Regions from separate parts of the Homo sapiens genome. Here all the other regions are linked to region 1. Evidence: chromatin contacts called from ENCODE Hi-C or POLR2A ChIA-PET data. All regions are on one chromosome and are shown on one strand. Each heading gives the region's core, a stretch centred on a gene start or an enhancer-like site at or near the end of the contact. The rest is flanking DNA. Distances are from core to core; before and after follow the strand shown.

Evidence for each region. Hi-C counts contacts between places; a loop is a spot of excess contacts on that map. ChIA-PET counts read pairs that join two places held with the same protein, here RNA polymerase II (POLR2A). Pooled maps may share reads with other maps.
Region 2: a map of Caco-2 shows a loop between it and region 1 (6-fold over the local background). The contact joins the promoter of LNX1-AS2 here to the enhancer-like site in region 1. A Hi-C loop is called at or near these places in 2 of 168 maps with a recorded cell type or tissue (Caco-2 and HepG2), 6 of 37 single-sample maps with no recorded cell type and 5 of 50 pooled maps. POLR2A ChIA-PET finds 5 or more read pairs at or near these places in 1 of 52 experiments (Caco-2).
Region 3: a loop to region 1 is called in a map of Caco-2, with 6 times the contacts of the local background. The contact joins two enhancer-like sites. A Hi-C loop is called at or near these places in 3 of 168 maps with a recorded cell type or tissue (Caco-2, IMR-90 and ovary) and 1 of 50 pooled maps.

Annotation. Positions count from the first base shown.
Region 1 is chr4:53,018,217-53,021,555 of GRCh38, forward strand. All of the region lies in intron 5 of SCFD2 (sec1 family domain containing 2), which reads right to left. Among named protein-coding and RNA genes, the nearest start is that of SCFD2-AS1, 93 kb to the left of the region's middle. Within about 2 kb of position 1,773, at least 3 of the 41 ENCODE cell types and tissues checked have a DNase peak (open chromatin) inside an H3K27ac peak, as active enhancers do.
Region 2 is chr4:53,591,158-53,594,430 of GRCh38, forward strand. LNX1-AS2 (LNX1 antisense RNA 2) reads left to right here and starts at 1,799. Exons shown (of 2, transcript NR_046827.1): 1 at 1,799-1,915. LNX1 (ligand of numb-protein X 1) reads right to left here and starts at 329. Exons shown (of 11, transcript NM_001126328.3): 1 at 231-329. RefSeq lists an enhancer at 1,509-2,421.
Region 3 is chr4:53,779,181-53,782,570 of GRCh38, forward strand. No RefSeq gene overlaps it. Among named protein-coding and RNA genes, the nearest start is that of LNX1-AS2, 190 kb to the left of the region's middle. Within about 2 kb of position 1,856, at least 3 of the 41 ENCODE cell types and tissues checked have a DNase peak (open chromatin) inside an H3K27ac peak, as active enhancers do.

The DNA of each region.
Region 1 (3,339 bases), core at 523-3,022:
TGTTGAGCAGTTAAGAAAAAGTTGATGAAAATTTGATATTGTTACAGAATAAACCAAGCATTATAAACCATCACTATCATAAATCTATTATTCACAGATTACTAAAATGGAAAAGGAATTGATAGAACATGTACACCCAGAAAAAGACAGATCTAAATCTTACGGCAAATCCAATATTGCTCCAAATAACATGATATCCGAAATAAGGCAAAAATGCAATGTTCCTGACAAGCATTGCTTGTGACGGCAATAATCCAATGTCTCACACTTCAGAGGCCAATTTCCTTCTGGTGATTTCTCTCCAATTCATCCTGAGTGGACAGAATCACTCAAGTCAGAGTGATTTATATTTAGTCAATCAATTCTATGTCAGCAGGAAAACTCCACTGGGCCCATGAAGTGCAATTTTCACGCTTGGAGTTTCCTTTATTGCTAGGCCAGACATTTCTGGGAAAGAGACCCAGCATATCAACCCTGAAGACCAAACACAACCCTCCCAAAGGATGCTTAGGACATCTAAATATAACAAAACTTACGCCAGCCTGACCTTGCTCATTAAGAACAAGACAGTGCATGTGTTCATGCAGGATGCATCAATGATGGTGTGTACGCTCTTGTTCACCTTTAGACTAAGGATAGCCATAATAAGGTTTGTTGTGATAGCCTCTCACAGTGTATACTCAAGATGGCCAGTTAGGAAGCAAAGCAGCCCGTAAAGCTATAGAGGCCCTAACATGTCCAATTTCTACTTGATAAGTAAAGAATAATAGTGTTGGAATGATTTTGGTCAGATGGGTCCTCTCATACCCAGATGATAGGAATGAACTGCAGCAAATTTCCCAGGGTGCAATGTGTTCAATAGATATTAGGAGCCTTAAAAAGGATTATAACCTTTGACCTAGTAATTCCATTTCTAAGACTTTCTCCTAAGGAAGTAATCAAAGATAAGGACAAAGATTTATGCACAAGGATGTTCAAAAGCTGGAAACAGCTGAAATGTACAAAAATAGGAAAATGCTTAAATAAAAAATAGTAAATCTTATAATACAACATTAAAAACAAACTTTTGAAAATGAATAATTTGGGAAGTACCTTTCATATAAAGATTAACTTGTATTTAAAGCCCTGTTTATGTAGGTGTATAGATAGATAGATACTTATATGTATATGCTTATGAATTGAAATAAGTTTATCAAAATATTTACAGTGACTAGATGGTGAGAATAAATTCTATTTAAAATGTTTATCTTCATACTTTTCTACCATAAATAGATATTACTTAATTTAAAATAATACCATTGGCCTGATTATAAAAGAACACTTACTACTTCAACATCAGGAGAAGAAATAAGGAGTAAAAGTTCCTCTTGGATTCAAAGGGGTTGGACAACCCTGACACTTGTAAATGTGTGATTGTATCAACGTTGTTGAAATTCTTTCCTTCTGTGAGACATATCACTTAAAAAAATCACCTCCAAACAGACTTACAAACAAACAATATATAAAGTTATGCAGCTGAGCTTCTCAGCTTCCCACCTTCATTTTCCCAGTGGGTTCTCTGGTGGTAACTTACTGAGTTAATTTAGATTAATATGGTAGGTCTTAGGTGATTACTCTGCTTTAGATCCCAAGCAATGCTAATTATTATCATAAAGGACAAGCTACTCGGAGGTTTAAAGTTCAGGCACAGAGACCTTGTCTACATTTCTGTTATCTGGCTCACCAAATTACAAGCGTCTGGTGAGTCAATATGAAAGATTCCAAACACAAAGGTCAACGCTGGGCTACTGATCTTCCTGACCCTAACTCAGAGCCAAGAATTGCAATGCAGTTTTCTCCTCCCACACTAAAACCATTAGCAACCAGCTTGTCTTGGCTGATTCTTTTCTTTTACAACTATTTTTGAATAGGTAATAGCTCTTCCGGTGCCCACATACTAAATTAGCATGTCATTTCATGACTTTTCTTCTCTGTAAAGCCTTTAATGTGTCTGTAACAGTACTGTACTTGCTAATGTTAATTCACATTAATTAGATGATGCCTTTTCAAATCAAACTATGGTCCCTCTGAAAATTCACATGATCTAGAGTGGATGTGGAAAGCCAGTTTACACACATCTTGTGAGTTAATCGGTTACTGTTTCAGAACAACTTTGCAACAGACAACTATCCAGAACCTTGTCCAGTTGTTTTTTAGAAATAATTTTCAGAGAGCCTCAAAAGGACAAAGATAGGGAAAGGTTAAGAAACTGTCAGTCTTATCATCTGTCTTTCTACATCCCCATCCAGTCAGTCACTAAATCCTAATCATTCAAATAGCTCTGGTGTTGGTATACCCTCATCGACTCCCATGACCCTATGCCTGAAACAAGTTATCCTGTGAGATGCTTTCAGATCTCAGAGACTAGATAGCTGTTCAGCACAGTCCTTTCCTTCCTGGGTACACAGTAGCCCACGTTTCCCAGCCTCCCCTGCAAATAGGAAGGATCATGTGACTGACCGAGGGTACAAATGAAATACACCACCGCCACACAGGGCAGATAAAGACTTCCCATATATAGTCCTAGGAACCATGGATTAAACAAGATGGAGCTAGGGTGCCTAGGCTGTGTTTAAATGAGAGCAAATCATGACTACCTGTTCCTGCCCTTTGATGAAAATTTGGTGTGAAGGGTCTTAATGCTAGGGTGGGTGGTTTTGGCTTCTGTTCAAGTGAAATTTTTGCCCCACATTCCTTCTTCCAGAATTGCTCCTGTGGCCACCTCATCATGTAACCCTAAACTGTGCAAGCCATCATCGAAGTGGTAGATATTTTAAAAGTGTTACATTCTTTTAGAAATGAGCTCTACCTTGACTAAGCATGTACATCTTTTAGATGACAATATACTAATAATGTGAAATTTTCAAGTAAAGCAGAAACCCATTTTAGAATGATAAGCACAAACTTATTGGGCCTTTTAATTCATGACAGAGTTGCCACATGTCTGAGGTCAAATCTAAATGACCTGAATAATTTTACATGTCCTGTGAGTTTCAACAACACAAAATTGCAATTGTTTTTAAAAATGTATCTTTAAAAGGATAACTTGAAACCCAAAACAATAAACTTCCTATTTCTAACATTTTATAGAAGAAAAACATTTTAAAGTACTTCATTTTTAATAATAGCAACTTTCAACATAATTTATTCCTGTAGGTTTAGTTTAAAACTAACAGAGATTACTAATTTTTTCTAAACTTGCAAATCATTTCCTCAACAGAAACATACTGTATGTTATGAACTTTAAAAGATACAGTGGCTACTCTCCTTTGAAGAGTTTACTGTCTAGTGGGAGAGAGG
Region 2 (3,273 bases), core at 549-3,048, 570 kb after region 1:
GATCAGAGAAACAAAAAGGATTAAATATCTGGCCTGGGAGAAGTTTATTGTGCAACTAGAATGTCAAAGTCATCTCTCTACTCTTCTGTCTCAAAAAAGCTTCTCCCTCTGGGGCAAACACTAGCGACAAGCCGTTCAGCTTGTATTTTTTCATTCAAATTCCGTGTTCAGATCCCTCAGGGGCCAGTGGTCTAAATGCCAAGAGAGAAAAATGGAGGGTTTCAACTCACCTCTTCAAGCGACTGTCTGGGGCTCTCCAAGCAGCAGCAGGCAGGCAGCTCTCATTCCTTGTGGGTGAACCGAGCAGCTCCTTGGGCCGCCGGAGTTGTGACCAGCCTCAACTTCGGTGAACAGGTGCCTGGAGGAAGGAGGACGGCATTGGTCGCTCCAGACCAGGAAATGGGTGACATCACGGAAGCCCCGACAGATAAAGCATTGCTGAGACCTTAGGGATTGAAAGAGTCAGGAGGCCCCGCCCACCTGTCATTTACCTGAATACCTGCAAGCAGGTAGGTGGCGTCTCTTTGTGGACAAATAAATCAGTTAGAGCAATTTGCCAGGTGGAATTTACTTTCTTTCCTGAGCACAGCACGTGTCCAGCCCCGTGTTCAGATCTGAAGTCAAATGCCTGGTTGTTTCCCAGGCCCTCCCCTTTCCCCATATCTGCCCACAAAGGAGTTAAAAGGGAAGTTTAAACACCAAAATGAGACAGTAATTTAGCAGACACAAAAAGGAAGAGTGTGAAGCCGAACTTCTTAGAAATATCTGAGGTGCCTTTTCGAACCGCATCCATTTGAACACCAAGTGTTTCTCTAATTCCAATAAAATGACAAATTTAAGTTGACATTTCCAATTCATCTTTTAAACAATTTGAAATAGGATACCTGTCAGCAGTTTCAAAGTGGTTTTCAAACACTTTTGCGCTACCCCCTCCCCCGCCCAGCATTTTTAATTCCATATTCAGGAATTTGCAAAACTTCAGTCATTCCTATCTCGGCTGGCTTGGCAGTTAGAGTCATACGGCAGTTACAGTGCACTGCAGGCCTGCAATTAGGAGCAATTTAAATGATTCAGATTGGAATGGTAGTACTGTCATTAGGCGATGTTGTCTGCTGATATAGCCAGGAAAGAGACGTCAGAGTTATTTCTGTCCCAAGCGTGGTGTGTGACCCTGGACAAGTCACTGGTTGCTTCACCTTTTCCAGCAGGAAAGGAGGCGTAAACTCATCCAGCACCAGAGCAGGCAGCTGGGAGGTATCCCAGGACTGTTAAACTCTCTGGCATCTTCCCAGGAGGGCTGTAAACATCTCCCATCATCCCATTGAAACGCTGCGTATTTTTACCACCTGCATCCAGCATCCCTGGAACTCATTACCTGAGGAAACTGTGGATTCCCCGTCCCGGAAGATGGCCTGCCTGCCCAGAGAGAATTTTTTTTCCCCTTCAGGAAAATAAATGTTGACATTCCTATTTTCCTCCTACTTTTGCCTCCCTCGTCTTCTTCTTTCCCTCCTCCTGATTTTGGGAATGCTTTTGTTCCACCGGTTTTAATATTGGACTACCTAGAGGTTTTGGGGTTTGGTTTGGGGGAGGGTGGAGGAAGAAGGAAAAATGGGAGAGGGAAGAAAAGGAAGTCCGGATTCCCACAGCCTGGGCCTCAGCTGGCTGCAGTCAGTCAATAGCTCGCAAAGCAAGGGGGAGGAGAAGGAAGAGAAATTGTAGTCGAGGGCGGGGTCTGGGGGCCGGCTCTGGTGCTCGACCTCAGGGGAGCTGGCTCCTGTCCCCGATCCGCCCCAGACAGGTCTAAGCTACCTCTTTGCACCTGGGAACTCTGTGCCTTTTGAGAGTTGAAGGCTTAAAACAACAACAACCACCACAACAAAACTATTCACCTTTTTATCCAATAGAAACTAAGGTAGGTGTGGCTATTCCTTTATTATTTAAAAGAAAAAAAGGGAGGTAACAAAACCTTTTACACTCAGGTGTTTCAGGAAAAGGTTTCACGCCACTAGTTTGATAATTGAGAAACATCACTCACACAAAGGCCCCCCTCTTCACGCGGACAGGGTGTCCCCTGGGCAAGGGGGAGGGGAGGGAGAGCCCGCCAACCTGATGAATCATCTAGAAGGCCACGCCTTCAGCGGTCTTGCCTTTGGCGAAGGGCAGGATCCAACTTGGGAGGGGATCACAGGCTTCGGTTCAAGGCCTTGGGTGGGCAGGGGAAGGGTGTAGGTGAAATGAATTCGCATAAAGCTTCACCGAACAGCCTGGAGATCGTGAGGTTTCACTTGCCATGTTCACATACACACAGTCATCTACATATGTGGTGTGATGAATTGTTGTAAAACAGAAAGAAAATAGAGAAATAAGAGTTAATCCAGGAGTGGAGCTAACTCCCAGGTATAGTGTATAAAGGAAGAGAAAAAACTACACAATTAGCCTTCTCAGGTGAGATCTTTCTTGGTACTCCTGGATTTCGAATAATATGCAGGGGTTAAAAAAAATAATATGGGCTTTTTTTTTGGGCCATTAGGGCTGTTACATTATCATGGAAATTATATTTCTAAACTACTAGAAAAAAATGTAATCATAAAAATGAACATTGTGTTTAACAGGTGCTACTTATTGTTCTGAGCACTTTATACAAGAACCCTGTGTCAGGTATCATTGCTATTTGCATTCTACAGCTGGGAAAACCAAGACATAGTGAATCTGAGAAACTGCCTAAGGACAAGCTCATCGGCAAGCGGCAGAGCAGTTTTTAATCAAGGCCCACTTTTTAACCACTGGAAAGAAAAGAGGGAAGGTTCTGATTTCATGCTCACTGGGACACTTCCTGGACACATTCAGCTTCTTACCCATTATTCAGAAGGAGAAGTAGAAACCTGTAGAAGTAGCCCTGGGGAGGGTAGTTTCTGATAAAGGATGTCTCCATTTGGAAATTAATTAGTAATCTGGTCTATATGCTGAAAGTGTGTGTATAATATATATATATATATGTATATATAAATATGTATATATTCATAAATTCATGCATATATTTATGAGAAATCATACCAGGAAATCCATCGCCCCTGGGTGCACACTTGAAATCATCTTTTGAGAGCTTATCAAATCAACCCCAAGATGGAAGGCCAGCTTGAGGGACCCCTCAAGAATGACCAGTTGTAACTCTCTATGACATCTTTTATGGTCATTTTTCTCTGTAACTTCTGCGGCCTATCACTTTAAAATCTGAAAATTTAATCCGAGTGGCCATAAGAACATGGAACT
Region 3 (3,390 bases), core at 606-3,105, 760 kb after region 1:
AGAGGGGTTGAGTCAAAGATATGTATGTTATGTGGCTTCTTAGAATGATTGTTGCCAAATTACAACTTTCTCAACATTTAACCCCCACTCTAAGTTTTATCAGTCTATACTCCCTTCTCTTATACTCATGACTAACACTGGGTATTGTCTGTCTTTTGCTAATTCAGTATAGCAAAAGTTGTGTCTCGTTGTTTTAATTTTGTTTCTTTAATTACTAGTGAGGTCAAATAATTTTTCATATATGTATTGTCCATTTCTTTTTCTTTTATTAATTTGCTATTCATGCTTTTATCCCATTTTTCTGTTGTGGTATTCATCTATTTCTTTGTAAGAACCTTTTATGTATAAAATATATTCTTTTTAAAATAAATTTTTATTTTTAATTATTATGGGTACATCATAGTTATACATATTTATAGGGTGCATGTGATCTTTTGATACAAGCATACAGTGTATAATGATCAAATCAGGGTAATTGGGCTATCCATTGCCTCAAGCATTTAGGGAGAACAGTATGGAGGTTACTCAAAAACTAAAAACAGAACTACTGTATGATCCAGCAATCCCACAGCAATACACACCAAAAGGAAGAAATCAGTATATCGAAGAGATAAAAGGTATTCTTTATCAGATTTTAATACGTTATATAGTTCTTCAATTTTTGTCATTTTCCCTTTAACTTTTGAATTGTGCTTTTGCCATATGCATTCAAATTATTTTTTCAGATTAAAAAAATGGTTTCTGACCTTGTAAACATGCTTACAAAGTTCTCCACTTATCTCTGCTCTCCACGAAGAGATGGTAGCTTTTAAACAAGCCTATGAACAATGCTTTGTCAAACTTCCATGACTATTCTTGATACACTTTTGAACTAAAAGAGCAGAGGCAGAAAATAGAAGCAGTAAAGCTTAAATTACAATGGAACAACATCCTATATGTTTTTGCTTACTAAGATTGACTTGCTTTTGCTAATTTGTCACAGATTATGACAAGTCCAGTGAAGCCGCCAAATATACACTGATGCTGACATGCATGCTTATTCTTCTTCATTTCAATGCTCAGATTCATTTGGATCCCTGTTTCCTTTGGGAGAGCTCTGAACAGACAAACTCTCCTGACTTCAAGCTCCTTTCTCTGAGCTTCCCTGGGCATCTTGGATGCTTAATGCAGTTTATTTAACTAGAGTGGCTATAAAGCAGAGCTGAGGCAAGAACTTCTTTGTTAACAGAGTGTTTCTCAGAGAATTGTTTGGGATGCAACAGTCATGGATCCATAGCGGGTGGTGGAGGTATATTACCTCAACTCAGGATCATCATCTTTTCACAGGCTAAAAGTCGTGGAACGATTGGCTTCTCTCAATTTCATAGTGGAGCATGCACTTTGCACAAGAGAAGTCCATTTTACCCAAATGGGATTATTTCCTATAGCAAGATAATAGCCAATAGGAAAACCTCGCCAATGTTAGAAATCCACTGTACTAGACATAAGTCTCAGTGTCTGGAGTATATTTCAGTTGTTTGTGCCTGCCCAGCACCCATTTAACCTTTTTGCTTTGATGGAACTTTGATATTCCTTCAGGAAATCTTACCATCCTCACTTTCCAAATATATAATTCCAAAACAGAGAGTGGAGCCCATCCCCTGAAGCTAGCACAGACATAGGAGCCAGACCTAGCCAATCAGAGCCATCCATTCACTATGGCTCCAGTGATTGGTTCAAAAACGGACACACGGCCCAAACTAAACCAATAAAACTCAATACCTAGACTTTCACATTCTTGGAAAAGAAATACATCCTTTCCACTGAAGATACCAAGCTGATGAGTTGAGAGCCTGGGACATTTGGTTACAACCTTGCTCCATCCTGGCTGAGCATGACTGAATGAAAGCAGCCTAGAAAGTCTTCCAAGAAACAGCACATGGCTTAGTCCTGATGACAATAGTGACTCCCTAGACTGACTCATGCCTGAAATTGGTATCCCCTAAAACTATTTCCAGAGCCAATAAACTCCCTTTTCTGCGTAATTCCATGTGAGATGAATTTTTACCACCTGAGTAATATTGTTTTAAATGACAGCTTCTTATTAGCTCTGAACACCTTAGCAATAATGTCAAGAGTGGAAGGAGTACTGGTTTGGGAGTCTGGGTTGTAGTCCTACCTCCACTCACTACTTTCACATCCTTGGGCTAATCGCTTTATCTGTGTGGGCTCACTTTTCTCATCTGTGAAAGAGGTTATTGGAAGAGAGGAATTCTAAATGTCCCTTTGAAGGCCATAAGTCTTGTCTCTGTGATAACATTGTATCAACACTTCAAGTTAATCTGAGGTTCTGGCTCCAACTGCCACCTCCACAACCCAGTGACAAACAACACTGATTTATCTTAAAAGTTGAAAACTAAAAGGTCCATAATATACTTTTAGAAACTAGAAGATAGAACAAAAACTCTGTAAAACATTGCTAGGATGTAGATTTCTCCAGAAGTGTATTAATGAGGTGAGTAATATATTAATACATTAACTATGGTAACTATTGTATAGATTAGTCATAAATATTTTGTTTTAAAAAGGTCTGCCACTCCAGTTTTGCTGAGCTAAAGTAAACGAAGATCCGAGTTATGTCAACAGATGACACAAGTGTTCAGCAGTGAGGCTGTTTGTTCTGAGGAGGGAAACAGGAAGGGAAGCTGGTCCCACTCCCAGTTCTTCTTCATCAGACCTCCGTTATTTATTTGATGAATTAGCAATCCTCACAACTTCAGACACGATCACAAAATGATATTTTGGAAATGCTACTCGGACTGTATAATTCTTCCAACCCTTCGTTGATTCCCAAGTGCCTTCGGGACAAAGTGCAAACCCGTTGGCGTGGCACATGAGCCCTCTGTTATGTGAGCCTGGCTCTAATTCCACATCCCAGTGTCATCTCCTCCCACTCCTCTTTATGTGCCTTACCTAAACTAAGTAAAGAGGTTAATGCATAGAAAATGCTAAACATCTGGCATAATTTCTGGCATTTAGTAAAGGCTTATTATACATGTTGGCTGTCATTATGGCACACTAGTTATACTCACAGTTCCCTAAAGGTGCAGTACTGGTCCTGGATCTGTTTGCCCTGAATCCATCCTCCCTCTTTGCCTGCTGTGTTTTAGTTCACGATGGCTGATCCTTGCAGGCTGCAGTTCACAGGCTCTTGTGTCTCAGACTTCCAGCTGGTTGGGTTAGGCCAGGAAGACACACTGGCAAAAAATGGAGGGTAGAAAGGAGGGAGAAGCCAGGGTATTTCTCTCCTTGTTTCCTTGGGTGATTTCTGCAGCAGTGACTGTCTTCTCTGTAGTTCCAGCTCTTGCCAAAACAGGTCCACTGTGGTTCAGCTTCTGGTTCCTTCTTTTT